Linked DNA regions of Homo sapiens: all the other regions are linked to region 3. Evidence: chromatin loops called from intact Hi-C (ENCODE). Cell type or tissue: PC-9. All regions are shown on one strand.

Region 1 (8,000 bases), 890 kb before region 3:
CCCAGGATGCCTAGGTAGGCATCTATTTCCCCTAAAAGCTTTTCTTATCTTGTGGGACAGTCACCATTCTTTTTGTTGTCAAATCAAATGTCACAGAGAATTCTATCAGTGAAATATTTTGTCATAATGGATGGTAGACACTGAGAGGAAAATCGTATGCTATTGTGCGAGGGCTAGAAATGGGCAGGTTGATTTTAAAATTGGCTGAGGAGCACCAAGAAAAAAAAATGGAAACAATAATACATTAGTATACAACACTTTACATTTCAGGAATAAAAAGGAAGCAAGATAGGTTAATACTTTCTGAGATTAGTGAAAGTAAGATAACTTGTGCTCTGAATATCAGAGTAGTGTTCAGCTTTAGAAATCCCTGCCGTATCAGTCTAGTGATTCCCTTCTTTACATAGTAAAGATTTCTACAGCATAAGATCTCCAGGCCGGGCTCAGTGGCTCACGCTTGTAATCCTAGCACTTTGGGAGGCTGGGGCGGGCAGATCATGAGGTCGGGAGATGGAGACCATCTCGGCCAACATGGTGAAACCCCGTCTCTAGTAAAAATACAAAAATTAGCTGGGTGTGGTGGTGGGCACCTGTAATCCCAGCTATTCGGGAGGCTGAGGCAGGAGAATCACTTGAACCTGGGAGGCAGAGGTTGCAGTGAGCCAAGATCGTGCCACTGCACTCCAGCCTGGTGACAGAGCAAGACTCCATCCTAAAAAGAACTCTAACATATCCTGAGGTTTTGATATTAGTAATTTTTCCTTCTATGTTCTCTTCCAGGCAAAATTATTATCAGCTATCAGCTTAGGGTTAAGAGTTACATTTCTGGGTATTCCAGGCTAAGATGAGAGTGGCTCTCTCAAAATATAATTAAAACTAGGACTTTTTCAATATCAAGATATAAGATGCTTTTAATAAAATGGTTGCTAAATATAAAAGAAAACAATTAAAAATCTACGATCTTGTTAAATCCACTCTTAAAAATTAATCTGTACAAGATATCTCTGTGCTTGTTTTCACTGGACTGCTGTGCTCCAATTAGAATGTTGAGTTGCAAACTTTTATCCTAAGATCTCAGGCTCAAATTAGTGATGGAGTATGAGGAGCCTGCTCTTAATTCCTGTGTGATGGAGAAACCATGAATATTTACAGTCCACTGGCTATTGAGTCATGGCATATTTTAGAAAGTGTCAAAGGAGGAAAAGTCTCACTCTCAAGTAAGTACAATGTGATCACAGGAATTTGACTGCAAGACATGTCTAATCACATGCTCCCTGAGGCCCCACCCAGTGAGGGTCTCTAAAGTGGGATCAGCTGGAACTATGCTAGTTTTAAGATCTAGAACAAGGGTTCACAAACTACTGTCCCTGGGCACCATTCCAGCAGCCACCTGTTTTTACAAATAAAGTTTTATTGGAACACGGGCACACCCATTTGTTTACACATTGTCTATGGCTGCTTTTGTCAGAGTTGAGTTGTTTTGACGCAGAAGATGGCCCTCAAAGCCTTAAGCATTAACCTGTGTATCTTCACAGGAAGTGTCACTAATTATTGATCTTGAGGATGTGTACTATGCTCCTGTTAACTCAATGTGACTTGGCTACTATTGGCACAAACTCTGCTAGTATCGACCATTTCCAATATTAGAAATAGATTTCCAATAACCTCAATGATAAATAAGCCATTAAAAATTTCAGACATCTTAGTGGGTATATAATAGTATCTCATGGTGGTTTTAATTTACAATTCCTTGCTTACTAATGGTGGAAAGCAGCATTTGTATGTTTATCAGCCCCTTGTATTTTCTGTAAGAGTATATGTTCACATGTTTTGCTAATTTTATAAAATTTGGTTGTTTATATTTTTTATTGCTGATTTAAAGGAGTTCTTTCTATGTACTGTATGAACAATAGTTCCATTTCTGGGTACATGTAGTTTCCATACGATCACTTGGTTTGTGGCTTGCATTTCTTCTTTCTTAATGGTGACTTTGATGAGCACAATGATTAATGTGAAGAGGTCCTATATTTATCGAACTTAAAAATTTTATATCTAGGGACTTTTGTGTCTTCTTTATGAATTTATGCCTATCCAGTATTATAAATGCATTTACCTATCTTTTCTAAAAGATTTGTGTCTTCAGTTTATATGTATAGGTCTATAGTATTCCAGTTTAAGGTAGCATTTATTCTAGCAGAAGACAAAAAAAAAAAGCCAACTTCTATATTTTGCAGGGAGCAAGGCTCCCTCCCCATGGTTCCCTTTGAGATGTCTCACGTCAGCCTCTCCTTCCTCAGTGCCCTCCTCAGGGCGCCCTTGACCTCTGCATTCCTTAGGCTATATATCAGGGGGTTCAGCATTGGATTGAAAAGGCTGTAAAACAGGGAAAGAACTTTCTGCTGCTCCTCAGGATGGCGGGACTTGGGGGCCATGTACGTGACAATGGCGCTGCCAAAGAAGAGTCCCACCACGCAAAGGTGGGAGGAGCAGGTGGAGAAGGCCTTTCTGCGGCCCTCCCCAGACTGGATCCTCAAGATGGCGGCCAGGATGCGCAAGTAGGAGACCAGCACCAGGCAGAGTGGCCCCACCAGGATGAACACGCAGGCTGCAAAGATGACCACCTGGTTGAGCCAGGTGTCAGCACAGGCCAACTTGAGGACAGACAGGATTTCACAGAAGAAGTGGTTGATTTCATGAGGCCCGCAGAAGGGCAGGCTCAGGATGAGAACTAAAGGGACCAGAGCCAGGAGGAAGCTGAACACCCAGGAAGCCACAGCCAGGACAGTGCACACTCTCCAGCTCATGAGGCTATTGTAACGTAAGGGGTGGCAGATGTCCGCATAGCGATCATAGGACATCACCACCAAAATCAGACACTCTACGTGAGCAAAAGCCAAATACAAGAATGTCTGCATTATGCATGGAAAAAAGGAGATGGTGCTTTCCTGGTTCATAAGATTCGTCAGCATCTTGGGGACATAGTTGGAAGCATAGGATATGTCAACAATGGCCAGGTGTGAGAGGAAGAAGTACATGGGTGTGTGAAGCTTACAGTCCAGGCAGATAATCCCAAAGATGACCCCATTCCCCAGCAGGGTGAGTGTATAGAAGGCAGAGAAAAGTCCACAGAGGAGAATCTCCAGTGCTGGACCAACCTGGAATCGCGGCAAGGTGATGTCTGTGATCCATGTCTTGTTGCCTTCCATGCTCTTGTGGACATCTAGGACAGGAAGGTCAGAGCTGTGGGCCAGTCAAAGATGCACAGAGGGAGCACTTAGAAATTATAACTTTGAATGAATTTTCTAGAATTTATTCTCAGATATGTTGCCAAAACTAACCAAGTGTGCTCATAAAAATGAGAAAAAATCGCATTGTATCAATGGAATAATAAGAATACATACATGTATATGTGTATATATATTTGTGTGTGTATGTGTACATGTATATAACATTTAATAAAATATAACAAAACAGGATCTATTATAATATACCCTACATAAGGGGATACACACGCACATGTGTTATTTTGAAGAACTCAAGTATCCTTGCTTCCCTTTCAGTGTGAAATCTTGATTTTTACGTAGTTTGAGAAGAGAGGACCTTGACAAATGTTGCATTATGAGGTGGTTTCACTTGCTCATCCTGCTTCCTTCTCAGTCTGAGATGTGCAGGGACGGGGACCCTCTGTTTGCCATGGGCTTGCTCACTGTCCCTCACCTCCTCACAGGCTTTTCTACCCACTTATTTCAGATTTGAAATCACTTTTAAATAGCTTTCAATTTTGTAGTTTCTTTAAAGCTTTCTGAGATAAGACGCTCCTTTTCAGAAGCTGGCCAGTACTCCCTAGCAGCAACTTTAGGTGCCTCTTTTCCATATCTGGTGTTTGTAGTTTTATTTTGAGAGTTTTCCTTACTTCTTCATCAGCATCTGTTATTGTAAATTAGGCATGAGTGAAATAATTCTTGGCTACATACAATGAATACATGTATATATCTTTAAAATAACTAAGCATGGTGACATTTCTGAGGTCTTTTAAATAAGAAATTCAAAAGAAAAACCAATTTACATTAAGTGGTTACATTTAAAGATGATCGCTGTATCGTAATTGTATTTTATTGGACTCTTTTCTCGATTATAACTTAATATGTTGACATCTCTCAGAGCTTATCTTACTTTCCAGTGTGACAGAGTCTTTTGTCATCAATATATTCCCAGCTATGGCAACTGGGGTTGCTGTCGGTTCCCCTAACTGTATTCTTCTCCATCACCTGTGATCATGCCAGCAGCCCTGTTGCTGTTCAGATGGAATCTGAGCATGTGATGGGGATGGGATCAGGTGCAGCCCCAGCTGGTGAGCTCTTTCTAAGGAGCTCTTCCTGGAGGGTCTGGGTCTATCCAGCCAGCAGGGGGCGACCAAGGGCCATGAACAGGACGGATGGCCTCATCAGGTGGAGAAACCATGTGACCTGGTGCTGTTCTGTTAACACTTCACATTTATTCCAGAAACAGCCTGAGGACTATCTTTATTTTCAAATCAGGCTAAAGGTTCAAATCCAACAGGATACTTTTAAAAAAACAATTTTGATGTCTTTTATTTTAGTAAATACGTAGATCCTCAAATTTATATATTAAAATAGGGTATTGTACAGAGTATTTAAACATTACAATTTTTCACTTAATATAATACTTTTCCTGTATCGAAATTATATTTTATGGACATTATTTTAAAGGGGCACAATATTCTGTCACAATTTACTGAATTTCTTACTGTTTGAATTTTTGTTTATTTCTTATTTTTATTGGCATTGAGATACATTTCTCTTAAACTTAAGATTTGCCTATATTCATAATTATTTATTAGAACATATTCTAAAAGTGAAATTGCAGATGCTAAATATACAGACATTTCTAAGGTTTTTATCCCTATTTTAACTTCCATCTAGAAAATCTGACCAATTGCAATTCCCTCCCACAGTGTGTAAGAATCATGTCTCTTTGCCACATAGTCAGTACTAGGCATTACCAATTACAATCTCTGTTACTTTCATAAGCAAACAATGTTCTGTAACTTATATTTGTATTTTGTATATCCCTTAACGAATGATCCTTGAGTGCATGATCTGTTTCAGCCACTGTTCTAAGCTTTAGAGGCCCAGCTGTGGATGATGTAAACACATTCTGAAAGGGAGGCAGATTATAAAGAAGTAATATTAAGGTGATGTGCTTCTCTTCCACACCTCACATTTCTATTTAGGGAAGGAAACCTCTATGCCCCTGGATAAAATTGTTTTAGAGTATACCTGCCTCTCTCTTTCCCCTAATTTATATGATTTGTGAAACAGGAAAGAGAAACTGAGGGTGACCTTTCTCTGTTCTCTGTTTCACCTGCATGCATTTCTATCTGCTTGGGATTAAGGTATCAGGAGCATGTTCAGTCCCATTTGGAGGTGGGGAAGGGGTGTCAGCTAATGGTTGTGATTTTAATTTGGAGAGAAACTTTGTTGAAAATATAAACCATGCTTTTCAACAGACTTTATTAATAAAATACCTTTTTGAATTATATCCGATTCTTTCATGTATTATTCAACTCATTTTTTCCAGACTTGGAACAGAGAGAGGGCATGATTCATTACCACTGTAAAAGACCAGGAGTAAACAAGTAAAGATAATTGCTGGCCATGAAAAGAACAATGAAGGAAATAATCTAGGTAAAATAATAGAAAGCTACTTGATTTGAGGGGGGTCTCCTTTAGATGGGATGGTTGGAAAAGGTCTCTCTTAAGAGGAGACAGGTGAGTGGAACCTAAACCATGAAGGCCACAACCCTGCCCAGAGCCAAAAGAGGATCATTCTCTACACAGAGAACAGTAATGGAACAGTAAACGCAAAGTCTCTGAACAAGATGCACTTGGTGAGTTCTGGGAAGAGAAAGAAAGAAACACAATGTACCTGAACCATAGTGAGCAGGAGATTGTACTTATTCTTTGTAACCTTGTTTATATTTTTAACAATCTGAAATTGACATAAAAAATTCATCAGTTTAGCTGATATACTTTTGACTTTATAATAATTGATTTACTTTTAGATTCATGAAAGCAGAATACAGTTAAAAGATATGTATGTACAGAACTTCCAATGAGCACATATTTGAAATAGGAAACTGTTTAATTTTCTGCACAATATAATTTTAATGCCAGAATGGTAGTTGTCAATTTTTGGACACAGCAAATGTTGTGTTAATGTCCCAATGAATCAAGCTGAAAAGGAGAAGCCTTTTATCCCTGAGACCTCCAAGCACATGGATATTTTGCATATTTTTAGTCCCTCCTGGCTCCCATCTGTGGTGTACACATCTGTGCTCCTACTGTTCCAAGGCCCAGTGACCTAGGTAGCAGGCATTTGGATGCTTTAGGAGTAAAAAAAAAATCCAGTCATTACCAAATAAATACAATTGTTTGGTTAATCTAAATTCATAATTAAGCAAATCTGGGTTTATAGTTTTATTTGTAATTTTTGTAAAGTAAGGAATTTCGGGGAAAAAAACCCCAGCAGCCTAGAATAAACTATTTCTAAAGAGCAGGAATAAAGAAAGAAACAAATAGAATTCTTAGTGAAAGTGAAATTTAATCAGACGTGAACTACATCCAAACTGTATAAAACTCTGGTTATCAACTGTGCTTTTAACAGTTGTGTACAAGAGGCCACAAGGAGAAAAGTCTATAATGGTGGCTACCTACACACAAAAATTGTCCATCTGTTCAATTGTGAAGTTAAGTAAACAAATATACAGTATAAGAGGAAAATAGTTTTTTTCCTTTTATTTATTGGCATCCTTTTGTATTTTGGATTTCACAGTTCAAGTAGTCAGACTTTTCTTTTAGAAAAGCCTGTGGAAGTTCAATAAAGAATCAGATATCTGAAAGGAAGATTTATTTAGGCATCCACTCCAGTTACACATTACAGAACAATCTTCAGTGGATGGAGTAAGGGAAAAAACTGCATGGATACATTTTTCTGTTCTTAAAGAGCAAAGCAAATTTAGCAGTGACAGAAAAAAATATGGTCTCTGAATAAGAATGAAAGCAACAGGAGTAACAGTCTTGGCCAGAACACTATTCCAGTCTTGATTCTGAGCAATGAACATGACGCATTTGAGTCACGTATTCTAAGGCTCATTATTGTCAAATGTAAAATGTTGACCACAGATACCAAAAGGACTGATGTGAAGAAGAAATACCATCGCACTGGTACATTATAGGAATTTAATAAATGTCAGCTGTTACTAATGATATTAAAGAGATCGTAAAATTGAGGGAAGTATTAAAGCATAGGAATTGGAAATCCAGTGCAATCATCATGGTGTTGCAAACACTTTCACGTTTATCTTGCTTTTCTTTTTGGCTGTTTTTGAGTTTAAATATAAGACACACATTTTGCTTTGATTTCCTAATATAAATGTTCCTATATTTTGATTTTTAAAATTAAAAAGCAATTTAAAGAAATGGAAGACTCCTTTGAAGTAACCACACTCCCTTACTGAAGAAAAAAAAATACAGGCTGTAATAGTAAGAGGTCAATCCCACCATGCTAAATATCCCAATGATAGAGAGAGGATTAATTTTTTGGAAAGAAAAGGGGGGCGTATTTAGGGTGTTTAGCACTGACACAAAAGAAAAGTTTCTATTGAAAATTGTCTTAGAATGGGAGCCCTGGGGCCTCCAGCAGTGGGGTTGTAAGGCAGCACTGATTTGTCAAATCTTTGCAATTACTCAGAAATAACTTGCCATCTCCAATAATATACTTTGACACTGAGCTTAGTCCTAGGGAGCAGCCTAGTTTTTTTTTTTTTTTTTTTTGAGACGGAGTTTCGCTCTTGTTGCCCAGGCTGGAGTGCAATGGTGAGATCTCGGCTCACCGCAACCTCCGCCTCCCAGGTTCAAGCAATTCTCCTGCCTCAGCTCCCCAAGTAGCTGGGATTACAGGCATGCACCACCATGCCT
Region 2 (8,000 bases), 260 kb before region 3:
GCATGTATACACGCAGATAAAGACACACATATTTCTGCCAAAGTAAAAGTTTGGAGACTGGGGAATAGAGGTGGGATAAACCTACGTTTTTCATCGAATACCTTCCTTACATACATGTATGTGTCAGTTATTCAATAAATGCTTTTCAAATAAAAATACAGGATAGGCAGAGGAAGGGGAATACCCAACGGAGTTTTTTTTAAAAGAGCAATCAGAGAAGTAGAAGAAAATCAAACATATTGTGGTGTCATGGAAACCAAGAAAGGGAATTTCAAGGATGGAGTAATCAACAGTGCCAAAATGATACTGCGATTTCTAGAATAGTATGACTGGAGCCAAAGATGGCTTTTAAGATGCCTACTCCAACCCAGAAAGTACTGAATTCACCTGTACAAACCTCAGCGGTGCATGTGCAAAGGTCTACTGACCAAACAACAAAACACACATACAGAAATGCTGTCTAGCCAGAGATCATATAATGACTGCCACACTCCATCCAGGGTTAAAAGAACACAGAGAAGCCATTCAAATCTGTGTAATCAACTGCTGGAATGGGAAATAACATTGTCTTTCATTTTAAATGCTGAAATATTTAACACTGTTTCAAGATTTGTACCCAGATTTGTTTTAATCAGGTAGGGTAAAGTGACAGACACAGAAACAGCTGCCTTTGAAAGAACAGTTTATTACTCACAGTTCCTAAGAGGGGGAGGCAAGCTGTGTCATGCAGGGCCACGTGGAGAGGCATACTGTCTCTTTCTGTCAGGAGACAGAAAAAGAAAGGGAAGACCATGCCCGAGAGACTTGATTGTGGTTTCTATGGGAAGAAATGAGTGAGTGGAGTAGAAAACTTAAGGAAGTCTAAGATAGGATAGTTTGAATAATTTCAGCAGGCTCTGGATGACATGCGTGGTATCTAGTAGTCCAAGACCTCACCCTGGGGTGATTAGGGTGGGGAAAATGTTGACTTGGCATGTGAGAGTTAGATAAAGGAGGTGACTGAGTATATGAGCTCTGGATTGGTTGGTTTGCATCTTAATGACATTCTCACAGGGGACACATTTGCCCCTTCTTCTAAATTCCCACTTGTCCAGTTATCCCAAAGCCTGGGAAAGTATTCATTTACCAGGAACTGCAAACTCTTGGTGATCTAGCCACTTCCCTTCAGCTGAAAGTTGCCACTTCATAGGGACAGAATCTATGCAGTTAAAACAATGGGAACTTTCCCTTCTTAAAGATGTTTGCATACCTAGGAACTAGTTAGCACTGACAGGAGCAGTCTCTCCCAGCCAACAAGGCCTCCAAGATGTTGAAGCATCATAAAACATAGAAAATAAAAAACATAATCAATACACACAGTCCCAAAATGATATGTAAGACAGTGTGCATGGAATAAATTTTTTCTGTAACCCTTCAACTGGACCATCATTAATTCGAGCTGTCTTTCTATAACAAATCCCATCATGGGTCTGAAAACAATGCCTCACCAAATCCTCTCTTCACCACAGCCTCTTACTTCCCAGCTCTCATTTATTTGCTCTGAGACCATCCCTTGTCACCTTCATCAACAGCTTCAATCCTTTGGCCCAGATGTTCTCTCCACCTGTGTGCCACCTAAATGAAGCTCCTTCACTTTCTTTCAAAATCAAGATCTCTCAGACTAATGTTTAATTATTTGAGCCAACACTCTCAACTCCATTGTCTGTGTTCTACACACCCAATTTACAAACCTCAATCCGATTTTCTGACATCTCTAATACAAATCTGTGAGTGCTCAATACTTCTGAAGACAAATCTCATTACTCTATAACAGGGCCACTATAATTCTGTAGGATCCAAACTCAGACGGGCCTCATCCTCTGCTGCCCTGCTATACTGCTATATCAGTGGGCTCCTTCCTTGGCTGCATACTGGAATCACCCAAAGACCTTTAAAACTACTGAAGTCTGAGCCTGACACCAGAGATTCTGATTTGCTTAGTGTATTATTCCATTTTCATACTGCTATAAAGAGCTGCCCAAGACTGGGTAATTTGCAAAAAAAAAAAAAAAAAAAAAGAGGTTTATTTGACTCACAGTCCAGCGTGGGTGGAGAGGCCTCAGGAAATGTGCAATCATGGTGGAAGGTGAAGGGGAAGCAGCAGGCATCTTCTTCATAAGGTGGCAGGAAGAAGTGCCAAGAGAAGAGGAAAGAGCCCCTTATAAAACCATCAGATCTTGGGAGAACACACTCACTATCACGAGAACAGCATGGGGGAAACCACCCCCATGGTTCAATTATCTCCATCTGGTCCCTCCCTTGGAGAGATTATGCGGATTTGGGGGATTACAATTCAAGATGAGATTTGGGTGGGGACACAAAGCCTAATTATATCACTTGGTCTTGGTGTAAGTCAGGCATTGGGGTTTTCAACAACTCCCTTTAGGTGATTCTAAGGTGTAGTCAAGGTTGACAGTCACCGCCCTCTAATCATTACTCCAGTCCTTCACAGTGGAAGAGGCTACCCTGCTTCTGCTTAAATTTAACCCTCCTTGAGTTCCAGATCTCATCTTCACCTACCTCCTCAGAGAGCTCATACATTATTTACCACTACTATCTCCCATGCTTAGAACCCAGGTATATGAACATCTTTAAGGTAGGAAAGTTCCAATTATTCTAATTGCACAGGTTCTTTTTCTTGACATAGCAACTTTCAACTGAGGGGAAGTGGCTAGATCACCGAGTTTGCAGTTCCCAGTCAATGAATACTTCCTACAGAAGGTGGGTAACTGGACAAGTGGACAGTTAAAAGGGGGCTGTAGGGAGGGAACTAGAACACCACTATCCAGAAGGAAAAAAGAAAAGGTGAAGTAAATGTGGAAAAATACTTATTAAAATTTAATGAAATTTCTCTGCATATAAGACCATTTCCCACATCTAAGCTGAGGCTCACTTAGAGAAGTAATATTTGTGTAGCCCTTTGGGGGGCAACATTTCTCCAAGATATTTGAGTTGTAGGTAACAGCTAAGCCTTTATATTAAGCCTATTAATGACTTAAGTCTTTGCCTGGAGCTTCTGAAGTACCAGTCCCACATAGTGGAGATTAAGATTTTCTATGATCCTCCTGACAATGGACAAATGTACCTCCTTCATCTTACAATGGGAGGGGAGGCCTCCTAACCACACAATCTCCCTTAATCCAGCAGTTGGATCCCTCAGCTGCTCCTGGTGGCCATCTTCCCTGCAGTGTCTGCCTCCTCCCCTGGCTGTGCCTGATTGATGGGTCTTACTGACTCACCATGGAGGTCCATGTTATCTCCAGCCTTCAGCTGCTCCCGAAAGCAGTTGCTGCCTTCTGGGAAACAATCATGAAAGTGAATTTAATCCATCTTGTCTCATTATCATTAAAGCACACATCACAAAGGGAAAAGTAAAGTGCCTCACCTGAACGTTGCTGGAGCACAGCACCTGTAGAGGCAGGGCTGGGCCTCGGAGAGAAAAGTGGCAGTGCCGTAGCACAGGGGCATTGAGCCAGGCTACCTGGATCTGGATTCTGACCCCTGAAGTTCCTGACTGTGACCTTGGACAAGTTCCTCTAACCTCTCTGGGCCTCTGAGTCTTCAGTGGATAAGCTGGAGTTGACATTAGCACCTGCCTCACAGGGTTGTGATAATCACAGCTAATATAGGAAATATGCTTAGAACAGTGCCTGGCACTGTTAGCTACTATTAGTAGGGCATTATTAATAGCAGATGTTTTCCGGTAGGCAGAATCAGTGCAGAAGTCCCAGAGCTGTTCTAAGCAAAGAAAATCACTAGCTTTATACTGCAGGCCCCATACCTTGAAAGGACACACCTTGGAAGAAAAATGGGTATATATTTGGTAGGGCCTGGGCAAGGGGCTTGCTGGTTGGAACAGCAGGAAAAGAAGAAACCAGGTTTCCAGTCTACCTTTTCCACCTCTGCTTGTGTGGGTTCTGGGAGGGTTTCTCTCCAAGACCTCGTATCTTTGCTACTGTTGTTGTCCCTGGACAAATTGGGGATCCCGAGGTGGCTGTGATTTTGTTTTGCTGAACTGCCCTCTGGCTCTCTTTCCTGTACATTGGGAAATTCTGAGATGGGAAGACTAGTAAAGTACTTGGAAAGGCTAAGAACTGGCTTAGAAGTAAAGTTGAAGTTAACAGGGTCAATGAGAATTTTGGTGGCTTTTTTAAAACTTACATCCCTTCAGAGTTATTTAAACAGAAAAAATCATTTATTAGGGAAAGACCCACAGAATCTGTAGGAGGACAATAGAGTTGGGCAAAGATGAAGCCAGGAACCAAGGCACAGCATATAGAGGGACTGCTCTAGTGAAGACGCCACAGTTCCGCTGCTAGTGACCAACAATATATGATGTTGGGGAGTCAGATACCAGACCCTCAGCCCTGAGAAGCTCAGTGCTCCATCACATCCTTCTCTCCATAAGATGCCTGCCTCAACACATGACCCTGTCCAGGAGCAGAATCATGCATAGGCATCTAAGTGAGGAAGCCTGAGTTACTGGGAAGGAGTCAGCTGTAATGGGGAAAGGGATTTCAGGACATCAAAGATGTCTGGGTGATTTTTAGGAAGGCTTGCAATGTGGTGTGGGAGGAGCCCTCCCTCTCTCACCCCTCAACCTCCACATCAAAATCAATTACCCGTCATTGCACTGGGACTTATGGCCCATGACGGATGCAATTATATCCTGGCCACAAGGCTAGGGAAGGAAGTCTAAGGAGGTTCAGTCATAATGTGATTATGTTCACAAAATATAGGCCTATTTTCAGCTTTACCTAATGCCACTATTAAACTTGAAAGTCATTGGACTTTGGCAAAATATTTTGCTGCATGAGTAGTTGAAATTAAAAGCTTCAGCAAAAGAAATTTACTCCCAAATTATTTAAACCATTTTACCCAGAATATTCCTAGAAAACTATGTTATCAAAGAGTACAACATGATATCGTTCATTGTATTTTCCTATAAGGACAATATGATAGAAGGTTGGTTTTCTGACTAAAACTTACCATTAAATTAATCCTCTATATGGCCAAAAATACACCAAAATAAAAGTATTATCAATCTTTGAAATAAAGTAGTGAAATAAGTCTAATTCTTTAATAAAATCTGTATAAGCAGTACTATTCTTAATGCAAGTGTCCCAATCATAAAAAGCACATATAGATCCTAAAAAATTTAACTTGGTATTATAAACTTAACTATTTTTATAATAGGTTAGATTTACTAATCTTTTATAAAGTCTAGATTGTTTTTCGTAGAGAGAACTTTAGAATAAATGTTTAGACAGCCTAGATACCTTAAAATTGTTTGTTAAAGATGTTTGAAATAGATATTTTCTTTTCTTTTTTTTTTTAGATGGAGTCTCACTCTGTCAACCAGGCTCGGGTACAGTGGTGTGATCTCAGCTCACTGCAAACTCTGCCTCTTGGGTTCAAGTGATCCTCCTGCCTCAGGCTCCCAATCAGCTAGGACTACAGGTGTGTGCCACCACACCTGGCTAATGTTTGTACTTTTAGTAGAGAGGGGATTTCACCACGTTGGCCAGGCTGGTCTCAAACTCCTGACCTCAGGTGATACACCCGCCTCAGCCTCCCAAAGTGCTGGGATTACAGGTGTGAGCCACCACACCCACACTTCTTCTTCTTTAAACATTTCTTTGATAAGCAGAAACCTTCAAAATCATTCTACTGATCTTAATGCTACCTCAAACTAGCAGAGCAGAATTTTAAATCTATGTTTCATGGTGGCTATATTAATAATGATTATAGTGCTTCTCCCACCACAACTCAAAAAACTAAAAAACTCTAAAATCTAACCAGTGTCATATATAAAGCTTAGAGTCAGACCTCTGTCTCCATTTAGGAAATACTTGACATTGAGCCAGGCTTGTGTGGCCTAACCCAGCCCCAATTCTCTCCTTCCTCAAATGAAATAATATCTATGAAATTTCTTGAAATTAAGCACTGTACAAACATAAATTATTTTTATTTGTGGAAAAAGAAGTGGAACATTCTCCTAGCAAGATGAGAGCTGGAGAGTCATCTTTATTAAGGGAGCTGGGAGAATTTCACTGGATTCCTTTTCATTTGACTTAGAGGTAGATGGAGAGAGGAAGGAGGTCTGTAAGGCAGTTTCTCAGTCAGCACCCCTCACTTTCCTTCTCCATCTTCAAGACAGCTGCTGTATATTCACTATCAACAGGAACAAAGACAAGATGAAAAAGGGCTCCTGTGCCTCTGAACAGCTTCTGGACCTCAATTTACTCTTGGATAATCATTTCTGGCCCCTACACTCACTACCCTCTTTTGACCTCCCTCTGGCTCCAGTGTGCCCATGTCCACCCTACCTGGCCAGAAGATGGCTTCCTGAACTGGACTCTATCGTCACCTTTGTAGAGGGCTTAACCCAGTAGCCCTCTACAGGCTACAGTCAGCTTCCAGGATGTGAGGGAGCACTGAAACTTTCTGCATTTATTGCAAAGCTTGAGGAATAGTTTCAATTAACAGAGCTTCTAAAAAGGTGCTTCCAAAATATCTCTCACAACCTACCAAGGATGGCATAAAACACTTCAGGTTTGAGGCAGAGAACTGTTGGAACAGTTTGTATTTTGCGAAGGAGAAAAATATGAAAATGTTCAGTTTACAAGGCACAGCAGGATAGAAGTAAATGTGTGAGGAAATAAAAATTAATCTCTGTTTCTAGCATTGGCTTGACTGGCACCTTTCTTCTAAACTCTTCAAAGCATTTCAACATAAAAATATCTACTATTCACTGAGGGCTTATCATGGACTGGACACTGTGCTAAGTGCTCTGCATGGATCGTCTCATTTGATCTTCACAAAAGCCCGTGAGTCAGGTATTACCATCCTCCCCATTTTACATCAGAAGAAACTGAGGCAGTAGAGACTTTAACTTGCCCATTGCTGCAAAGGCACAAGGTAGGAACAAAGATTCAGACTTGCACATTCAGGGTCTAGAACCTACACCTTTAGCCACCAGGCTATGCAGCCTCCAGAGGGGTCTTGGTGGGCTAAGTAGATGAAACAACCTCCGCTACACAGAGTGCATGTGATACTGAAAAAGATTTGAAAATCTTGCGAAAATATCACAGCCACGATGGAATTCCCAGGTCCCAGACCACAAGATCTCAAATCTATTGTAGAAACTAAGGGGAACTGGTTTACTGAACAAGCTGAATTCACAAACTGTAATCAGAAAAGTGCTGTGTTCTTTCTCATCTCCATACACTCAAACCTGCACTATGGGGCTAGTCCTTCTCTGTGCCTTGGACTAAATCCATAACAAGTAGCATGAATGTTCTAGTTCCTCCCAAAAAATCAAAACGTTTTCATTCGCCTTAAGTCCCCAAAACATTCTCACTGCAGTCTTAAAAATATCCAGCCCAAGGTAAAATCAAACCTCTAAACCTTGTTTTAAGATAAAGCTTCTTCTGACTCCCAACCCCAAAAGCTTAAAGTGGGGAATGTTGGCTTCTTCTCTCTTCTCTAACCTTCCTAGCTTCCTCACCTCCCTCCCCTGCCTGGCCCCCACTAGACTGCTTCTGACTCCTCATGGGTTAGAGCAGGGGACAGAGACAGGTAAGAAGCAGAAATGTTCTTGTTGATGTGCAGTGGGGGAAGCACTTGGAGAGCAAGAAGGAGATCAGACTCAAGAAGACAAGAGAAAGTATAGAGAACAAAGCTGGAGGATCTTTAATCATGAATTAACCCCAGGGCAACCTGGGATGGGAGTAAGAAAAGAGATTAGAATCTGTGTTAGTTTCCCATTGCTGCTGTAACAAATTGCCACATATTTGTGGCTTAAAACAACGTAAATGTATTCTCTCACAGTTCTGGAAGTCGGAAGTTCAAAATCAATTTTACTGGGCTAGGGTCAAGGCATTGGCTGGGCTTGTTCCTTCTGGCAGCTTCAGAGGAAAACTCATTTCCTTGCCTTTTTTCAGCTTTTAGTGGCTGCT
Region 3 (8,000 bases):
CTCAATCCCACTCCCACCCCCTAAGAAACCACGGATCTTCTTTTTGTCTTTATAGATTTGTCCTTTCTGGAAATTTCATATAAATGGAATCATGCAATACGTAGTTTTTTTTTTTGCATCTGACTTTTTTCTACTTAGCATAATGTTCTTGAAGTTCATCTATGCTGTAGCATGTATTTATAGTTTTAAACATTTTATTGCTGAATAGTATTCCATTGTATGGATGTAACACATTGTTGATGGTCATTTGGATTGTTTCAGGTTGTTGTCCATTATGAATAGTGCTGCTGTAAATATTTGCATTCAAGTCTTGGCATAGACATGTGTGTTCTTTTGGATAGATACCTAGGAGTGGAATTACTAGGTCTAATGGTAAGTCTATGTTTAACTTTTTAAGAAATGGACAAACTGTTCTTCAAAGTGGCTATTTAGGTAGATACTATCATCATCATTTCCCTTTTATTGAAGGTGAAACTTCTACAGTGTCATAAAGCCTGTGAATGGTGGCAGTAGGAATTGAACTTATGCCATTCACCACGAACCTCTGTGACCTTAACACTAAACTTTGATGGCTACTTCCTTTGTTTAAACTGTCATCAGTTTCAAAAAAAGATAATAAATAAATAAAGCTTGCCTTCTTTCCCTTACCTGATCTTGGTTTCAAAACTGCTAGAGAATACGTTGTCTAGTTCTGTCCATGGAATTATGCCTGCGGGAATTTCCGTGATGTTCTTTTCCTTCTTTGCTTCTAAGATGATTCCCTAGGCAAATCTCAGGCCACTCAAGTATTTTCATTTTCACGTCCTTTCTGTGAGAAACATGAACAAACCTAGGGAGTGTTTTGAAAATGAGATTTTTAAACTCTCCAGTGACAAAGTCCTCTTTCCTGGACCAATAACTACCTTCAAAATAACATTCTAGCTACTGACTTAGTCTGTGTGGCTGGTGGATTTCTTTTTAATACAGCAGCTGGTAGGCTACAAAGCACGTGTCAGTGACAATGCATGGGCTGCCTGTCAGGAGCTCCCGAGCCAATTGCTCAGAGGACCCTTCACCTCTGGCTGGCAATTGCTTCTTTCTGATGTTAAAGGTCACCACAGCAATCACCTACTACTGCTCTCAAGATTTGATGTGATCACAACACTCTCTGCATCTTCACTTTGCCAAGGATTACAAAAGAATGAGGCAGCCCACTGTCTAACATGTTCGGAGCAAACTAGTAAGGAGAGGCACTGTGGGGCTTTTAGGTTAACATACACATGATTGATGATATGCAGGAAGGATTGTTCTTGAAGAGATAGGAACTACCTAGAGCAAAGACTCAAGCATACTTAAGGCGACAGCAAGATTCCTCTGGGGTCTTTGAGTTCTGGTAATACATTCTTAGGGCCTGGATATTTTCTATCTAGGTGCTATTATTCTGGGAATGTAACTTGCCAAAAATCATGTAAACTAGTAAAAGGCAGAACTGCGATCTTAACCCAGCTTCCAAATCTTAAGCCCTAAACCATACTGCCTGCCAAGACTCCTATTCTCCCTAATTCCTTTGTGAGCTTCCAGGCTAAGTGTTCCACTTTTATATTCTCATGCCATCTGTGTTTTCTCTTATCATGGACCTTACCATATTACGTTGAAGTCATCAGTATCCTCCACCATGCTCTGTTTCTGCAGGGAGGAAAACGCATGTGTGTGTTTTTAACCTCGGATTCGGAGAGACTTGAGTTAATCATCAACTTTAATTTATAGCTCACTATTGTACACGAAGTCCCTCCTTCGTTTTTTTTTTTTTTTTTTGCTTTTGGATGGAGTCTCACTCTGTCGTCCAGGCTGGAGTACAATGGCGTGATCGCAGCTCACTGCAACCTCTGTCTCCCGGGTTTAAGCAATTCTCCTGCCTTCTACTCTCCTGAGTAGCTGGGATTACAGGCATCTGCCACCATGTCCAGCTAATTTTTGTATTTTTAGTAGAGACAGGGTTTCACCATGTTGGCCAGGCTGGTCTCGAACTCCTGACCTCAGGTGATCCGCCCGCCTGAGCCTCCCAAAGTGCTGGGATTACAGGCATGAGCCACCAGGCCCGGCCCCCACCTTCATTTTTTTTAAAAAAATCTAATTTTTCTCTTCACTCTTGATTCCCCATTCACATTATTATTGACAATAATAATAGGAATAACAGTGAACATTTACTGCCAGGCATTGTTTAAGCACTTTATATTAACTCAGTTATTCCTCACAGTAACCCCCATAGAGTCTTACTATTTCTATTTCCCATTTTTTTCAGACAAAGAAACGTTACAGAGAAGTTAAGAGACTTGCTCAAACGGACAGAGTAAGTGTGTGGGAGAGCCAGGATTTGAACCCAACTGGTCAGGCTCCATAAACCATACGGCTCTTTCAGACACATGCGCTGTTCCGGTTGATGAGGTCCTTGGACGTGAATATCACTTCCTACAACGTATAGTGTCATTTTGTGTGTGAGATGTTTTTCATAAACATAAATGGCATTGGGCCACACAGCTCTGCTTCTCATAGTTTTCACTCTAGACACGCCCTCTATGTCGCTGTTGGCACATCGAGTTCACTGCTTCTGACTGCGGCATAATATTCTATCCTGGCCACCCATCACACTTTACTGGTCCATTCTCCTTAATGAGGGCACCTTCAACTTGCTACCTCCACAAAAATGATGCAAGAAACATCTTTATTTATAGCCTTTCATGAACCTGTGCTAGAATTTCTCTTGGGAGTGTACTCAAGAGTGGTTCTCTGAGTCAAAGGATATGTGAATATTTTATTTCACCAAGTGTTGAAGGATTGCTCTCCACGTTCAAACGTACAATTTGACACTCCTGCCAGTAGCACCAGGGTTTTCCTTTCTTCACATCCTCTCCAACACTTGGTAATTTGTGGCTATTCTAATGCCTGCAAAATGGTACCCTGTTGTTGCTTTTAATTTACATATTTCTGGTTACAAGTAAGCATGAGCACCTCTTCTATGTGCTGACTATTTGGGTTTCCTCTGCCCATTCATGTTTGTGTGTTTGTATGTGCACCAATTATCCTTGCATAGTCCAGCTAGGGGTTTCTTGTAGATTTTAGATGTTGTCAATCTGTCTCTCACCTGTGCCTTTCGTTGAATGGAAGTCCAATCAATTTTTGCCTTATGATTTGAGCTTTTAGGACCTTGTTTAATTAGCCATTCTTTACCCTTTGCTCACAAAGTTATTCTATGTTTTCTTCCATTAGATTTATACCTTAACCTTCTGCATTTAGATTTCTTATCCACTTGGGTTTACCTGTGTAGGAAGTAAAAGGAAGGTATTCGGCTTTACTTTTCTCCAAATAGTAAGCCTCATATCTAATACCATCTAATAAATAATCTATCCTTTACCCACTTATTTGTGGTTCACTTTTATCATATCTCAAGTTCCCCTGGACAAATAAGTCTGTTTTTGTGCTCATTTTTTTGTTGTATTAGTCTACCTATAACTTAGTATGTCTTTAGATCTCATAGAGATATTCGTTATTCAAGAACCCTTATTCCTCTAAGTTTTACAGTAACTTGCTTGGTTCATCAAAAAATTAATATATTATTTCTGGAAAGATCTAGTAGATTTGTTGGTAGATAAATTCCTTGCTTCTTTATGACTTTTATTTACCTTTATATCTTTACTTCGTAGCATAGTATCTCACATGCTCAATAAATATTTATAGAACTGAACTATTGTTGAATTTATGATCTCTTTAGTGACTGGGAAGGAGAATAAATTATGTAATGATGGAAGTCAGATTTGAGGCCATCTTGTCTTCTTTTGAGTGAGAAAAGACAGAGGTGGAGAGAAAGGCCAGGGAATTGACTCCCTTCTGTAACAGGGACAACTGTGGCTTTGGTTTTAATTCTTACAATAACTCACTAAGATTAGCAAGTCCTGATTGAGAATAACTCCTGCATAGAGCTTTAGAAGTGGCTGCACGTGAGGGCCAGTAGCTGGATTCCCAGTGGAATTTCAAGGTCAAATATGTAGCTTAAACTAGGAGATGGCAGTAGAAAAAATGCTGTCAGTGAATTCATATAATCGAATTAGCAGTTTGTTGAATGTTAAGTTGCAAATAGCGCAGCGGAAAAGGTTTGTGCTGCAGAAATGAGGAGCCCGCCATCTAGTGGCTCTAAGTCTACATAGCACCACTGGAGCTCTAGTCCTGAGTAATAGGACACCCTTAGGGTACTTACTATAGGCTACCCACTATTCTAAGAATTTTACACATTACAACAGTAACACCGTGAAACATAGCTTATTATTACCCCCCCATTTTAAAGATGATGAAATTGAAACTTAGAGGAGTTAAGCAGTTTGCCAAAGTCATAGAGCTAATACTGTTTTGAAATCTGGACTGTGTGACTCGAGAATCAATATACTCAAACTATTTGCTATTATGACTGCAAGAAAAAGAGGGCGGTATGCTAGGATTGTCTCCTACCAGCTAGAGAGAGTGGATGGTGTGCATTCTTTCCAAAGCCACATTCAGTGACATCACACTGGTAGTTTCAATTCTGTCATGGTGGGAGTATTTACACTATGAAAACCAGAAAATTCTACACATCTGGGCTTTGTTTTTCTCCCCGCTCCACCTCCTAGAGAGAGCTGGTTTGCAGGGTGAGAAGGACTAAGAAATAAGAGACATACTCATAAGCTTTTTTTTTTTTTTTTTTTTGGAAAGCTGGAAAAGAGATTTGGAAAGTACTGAAAACCTGGTTTTTGTAAAAAATAAAATAAAGAGACCTTAAGACTTTTCTTCTGATATTTTGTACTAGATCAGAAATAGGTATTTTATGACTAATGTAGAACTTCCCAAAATGAAGAGAGACTTACCAAAGAGTATGCAGTTGCTCAACTGCTTTATGAGGAAAGAAAACAAAATGGTTACAGAGGCTCAGTTGCAAAGTGCATATTAAAAATGGCAAAGAAACAGATGAGTCAGAAAAAACAAGCAGAACTATTTTTTTAGAGGAACTGAAGCTAAATAAAACAGGACCTACTTAAAATTTCTTGAGATGGGCAAAATTGCATTGCCTATTTCAAGAAATTTTAAGTAGGTCCTGTTTTATTTATTCTGTATTTGATCTCTAAAATTCAGAGAACAAATACATCTATGCCAATTTGCAGGGGATCAAATCAGACACTGAGAATGGCCATGAAATTTAGGGGAAATGACACAAAATTGCTACAACTTCACTTCTTCCCCTTATCTAAATGCTTGGAGTGATACACACACACACACACACACACACACACACACATATTCTCTCTCTCTCTCTCAGTTGGGAGGAGACCTTTATTCTTGTGGACTACATTCATTAAACAACAGCTTGAAGAGATATTACAATATGTAAGTATGGTCACTAACAACCTACATTATGTTACGATGTGTAAGAAGAACACATCTGAGGTTTTTTTCTTCACATAATCTGTGGTAAAAAAGACATGTTAGGAATTCCAGCTTGTGGTCCTCTTCACCCCCACCCCACTTTTTTTTTGGACATGCCTCTATAGCCCCTCCTGAAGGAATAGGTGCAACAAATTATAATGTGGTCTCCTGGATATAATTTATGGATGAATCCCTAACTCAAGCAGTGCTATATTATACTCTGAGAATTTAAAGACACAGGAAACGTAGTATTGTATACTGGAGCTGCAAGATTGTTCAGTGTTGGGGCTATGGCAAACTGGAATTATAAGGGGCCATAGACTAATGAGCGTCCCTCCAGTGGAAGGCGGTTTGAAGAGAGGAGTCCAGAACAGATGTACAGAGAGATGCAGAGGTCAGAGCTATTTAGTGAGAAAATTGATGGAAAGAAGAGAGAAGGAAGGAGAGAAGAGAAATGAAAGAGGAGAAGAGAGAGGGAGACTCCCTCATGGTTTTTTAGTTTTCATGATGCTCAGTCATATTTCTTGCAAATGCCTGAATGGGGTTCCATGAGAGCCCTTAAATCATTTTAATAATTCTCTCTTTTACTTTTGCTTCTTTGAGTTGATTTTTATTTCTTGCATCCAAATGATACATGATTAAGACATCATCAAAGCAAATCAGAGTAGATAAGCACAGGAATCAGCAAACACCCAGCAGCTGCTGTTGTCCTCTGAGTCAGAACATTCCTGGAATGTACATTTCAGGAAAACATATATATATTTAAAATAACATTAGTTTCTTTCTTCTTGGTAATAAAGCCAATGCAAAGAGATGTCATCAAATGGTTGCTCAGAAGTCCTGGCACTTGCCTCTTCCACAAAGAAGGACCAAAACAATAAATAGATGATAATCACATGTTGAATAGAGCATCTAAGTGAGAACACTGAAATTCAGCAAGGAAGTGACAAAGACTCTCTCAAGCATAGAAACTCAACATGGCAGCATAGAGAGGCAAGTGAAGCAGCTGGCTGCGATTGGCTTAGAGCCAAGAAGGACTCACCATTTTGAGGAAAAGCTAAGCAAGAGATGCATAGTAGTTTATATTCTCATCACAGACACTTGCAGTTTTGACTACAGGAGAGCCAGGCCTAGTGTAGGGAGCTTCCTGGGGTCCATCTATCTACATTGTTCCAGAGAGGGCATTTACACTGGGTTTTACCCATGAGACTGAAACTGCCACAGCAGAGCACCATTTTGGAAGCAGAGTTACCAGTAGACTGCATCCAGAGAGGGCATTTACACTGGGTTTTATGCATGAGACCCAAACTACCACAGTACAGCACCATCTTGGAAGCAGAGTTACCGTCAGACTGCATCCTGGCCTGGGACCCAATAGGTCTTGCGTCTCCATAGCCCTTGGGCTCCACCAATATCCCCCAACATACACTCAGAAGGCTGCAATGTCACAACACCACCTGGACCCAGCAGTGCAACTGCATCCCTGCCACCCCAGCCCATGCAGCACCTTACACTCTTAGGAACAGGCATATCAAGCAGTCTAGCACACCAGGAAGGCCGTCTCAAAACACAGGGAGCCAAAGCATATGCTCTCTAGAAACTGAGGCCTACCTACCTGGGGCTGCCACTGTCACTGGTGGTCCCCAACCCCTCCAGCAGTAGAGGTGCTGTGTACCCACATGCACCACTCAGGGGCCCCAAAATCAGAATGCCTGGACCCACTGCTGCTACCACTAGTGCCTATGCATGGTGCCCAAGAGCCTGAGGATCAACCCACCCAGTGCCCACCACTACCACTGCCAGAAAACCTGCCCCTTCAAGTAGTGGGGCTGCCACATACCTGCATGTGCCTACCAGGGAACCAAAGACTGGCCTGCCCAATGTCCTCATTTCCAGCAAAATTTTTCCACAGCCTCCACAAACAACTACAGTCTAAGTAAATGAGGAACTGGTAGACACCAGTGATGTTGACTACAGCCAAATAAATCATATGGAAACTGCACTATTGCACTCACTCAGAAATAAAGCCAAAGCAATCTACCCAACTGAGACTACAGATAAATCCACAGGAAAAAATATTTCCTTATTAAAGCTATTTAATTAAATTAGAAGAAGTGACTGTTGTGCCAGATGCACAGATATCAACATAAGGACACAAGAAACATGAAAAAGCAAAGAAACATGATGCCTCCAAAGGAACACAATAATTCTCCAATAACAGACCCCACAGAAAAGGAAATCTATGAAATGTCCAAAAACGAATTCAAAATAATGATCTTTAGGAAACTCAGCAAGATACAAGAGAACACAAATAGGGAATACAAAGAAATAAGGAAACAATTAATGACCTGAATGAGAAATTTGAAAAGGAATAGCTATAATAAAAAAGCCAAATAGAAATTTCAAAACTGAAGAATTCAATGAATAAAATAAAAGTACTGTTGAGAGCTTCAGCAATAGACTAGATCAAGCAGAAGAATTTCTGAACTTGAAGACAAATATTTTGAAATAGCCCGGTCAGACAAAAAGATATAAAGTACAAAAAAAGAATAAAAGGAATGAAGAAAACCTAC

Evidence for each region. A loop is a pair of places that touch in the nucleus more often than their neighbours do. Peaks named below come from ENCODE experiments on the same cell type or tissue, not always from the same donor. Only the 100,000 strongest peaks of a DNase experiment are listed, where the experiment ranks them.
Region 1: it touches region 3 in a loop (5-fold over the local background); 4 of 110 quality-filtered maps call a loop at or near these places.
Region 2: it touches region 3 in a loop (5-fold over the local background); 8 of 110 quality-filtered maps call a loop at or near these places.

Annotation. Positions count from the first base shown.
Region 1 is chr7:144,124,319-144,132,318 of GRCh38, reverse strand. OR2A14 (olfactory receptor family 2 subfamily A member 14) reads right to left here. Exons shown (of 2, transcript NM_001001659.3): 2 at 1,131-3,240. The coding sequence starts at 3,206. The coding sequence ends at 2,274. Among named protein-coding and RNA genes, the nearest start is that of OR2A14, 5.1 kb to the right of the region's middle. In PC-9, CTCF peaks have their summits at 4,209 and 4,408 (motif pointing right); a DNase peak (open chromatin) is centred at 4,368.
Region 2 is chr7:143,500,109-143,508,108 of GRCh38, reverse strand. It overlaps EPHA1-AS1 (EPHA1 antisense RNA 1), which reads right to left. Exons shown (of 5, transcript NR_033897.1): 3 at 3,279-3,335. Among named protein-coding and RNA genes, the nearest start is that of TAS2R41, 26 kb to the right of the region's middle. RefSeq lists a silencer at 3,195-3,655. In PC-9, no CTCF peak of the experiment used is centred here; no DNase peak of the experiment used is centred here.
Region 3 is chr7:143,236,925-143,244,924 of GRCh38, reverse strand. It overlaps LOC105375546 (a long non-coding RNA gene), which reads right to left and starts at 7,350. Exons shown (of 3, transcript XR_007060569.1): 1 at 7,268-7,350; 2 at 649-808. In PC-9, CTCF peaks have their summits at 3,971 and 4,170 (motif pointing left); DNase peaks (open chromatin) are centred at 4,194, 4,414 and 4,924; H3K4me3 peaks cover 595 bases; H3K27ac peaks cover 2,420 bases.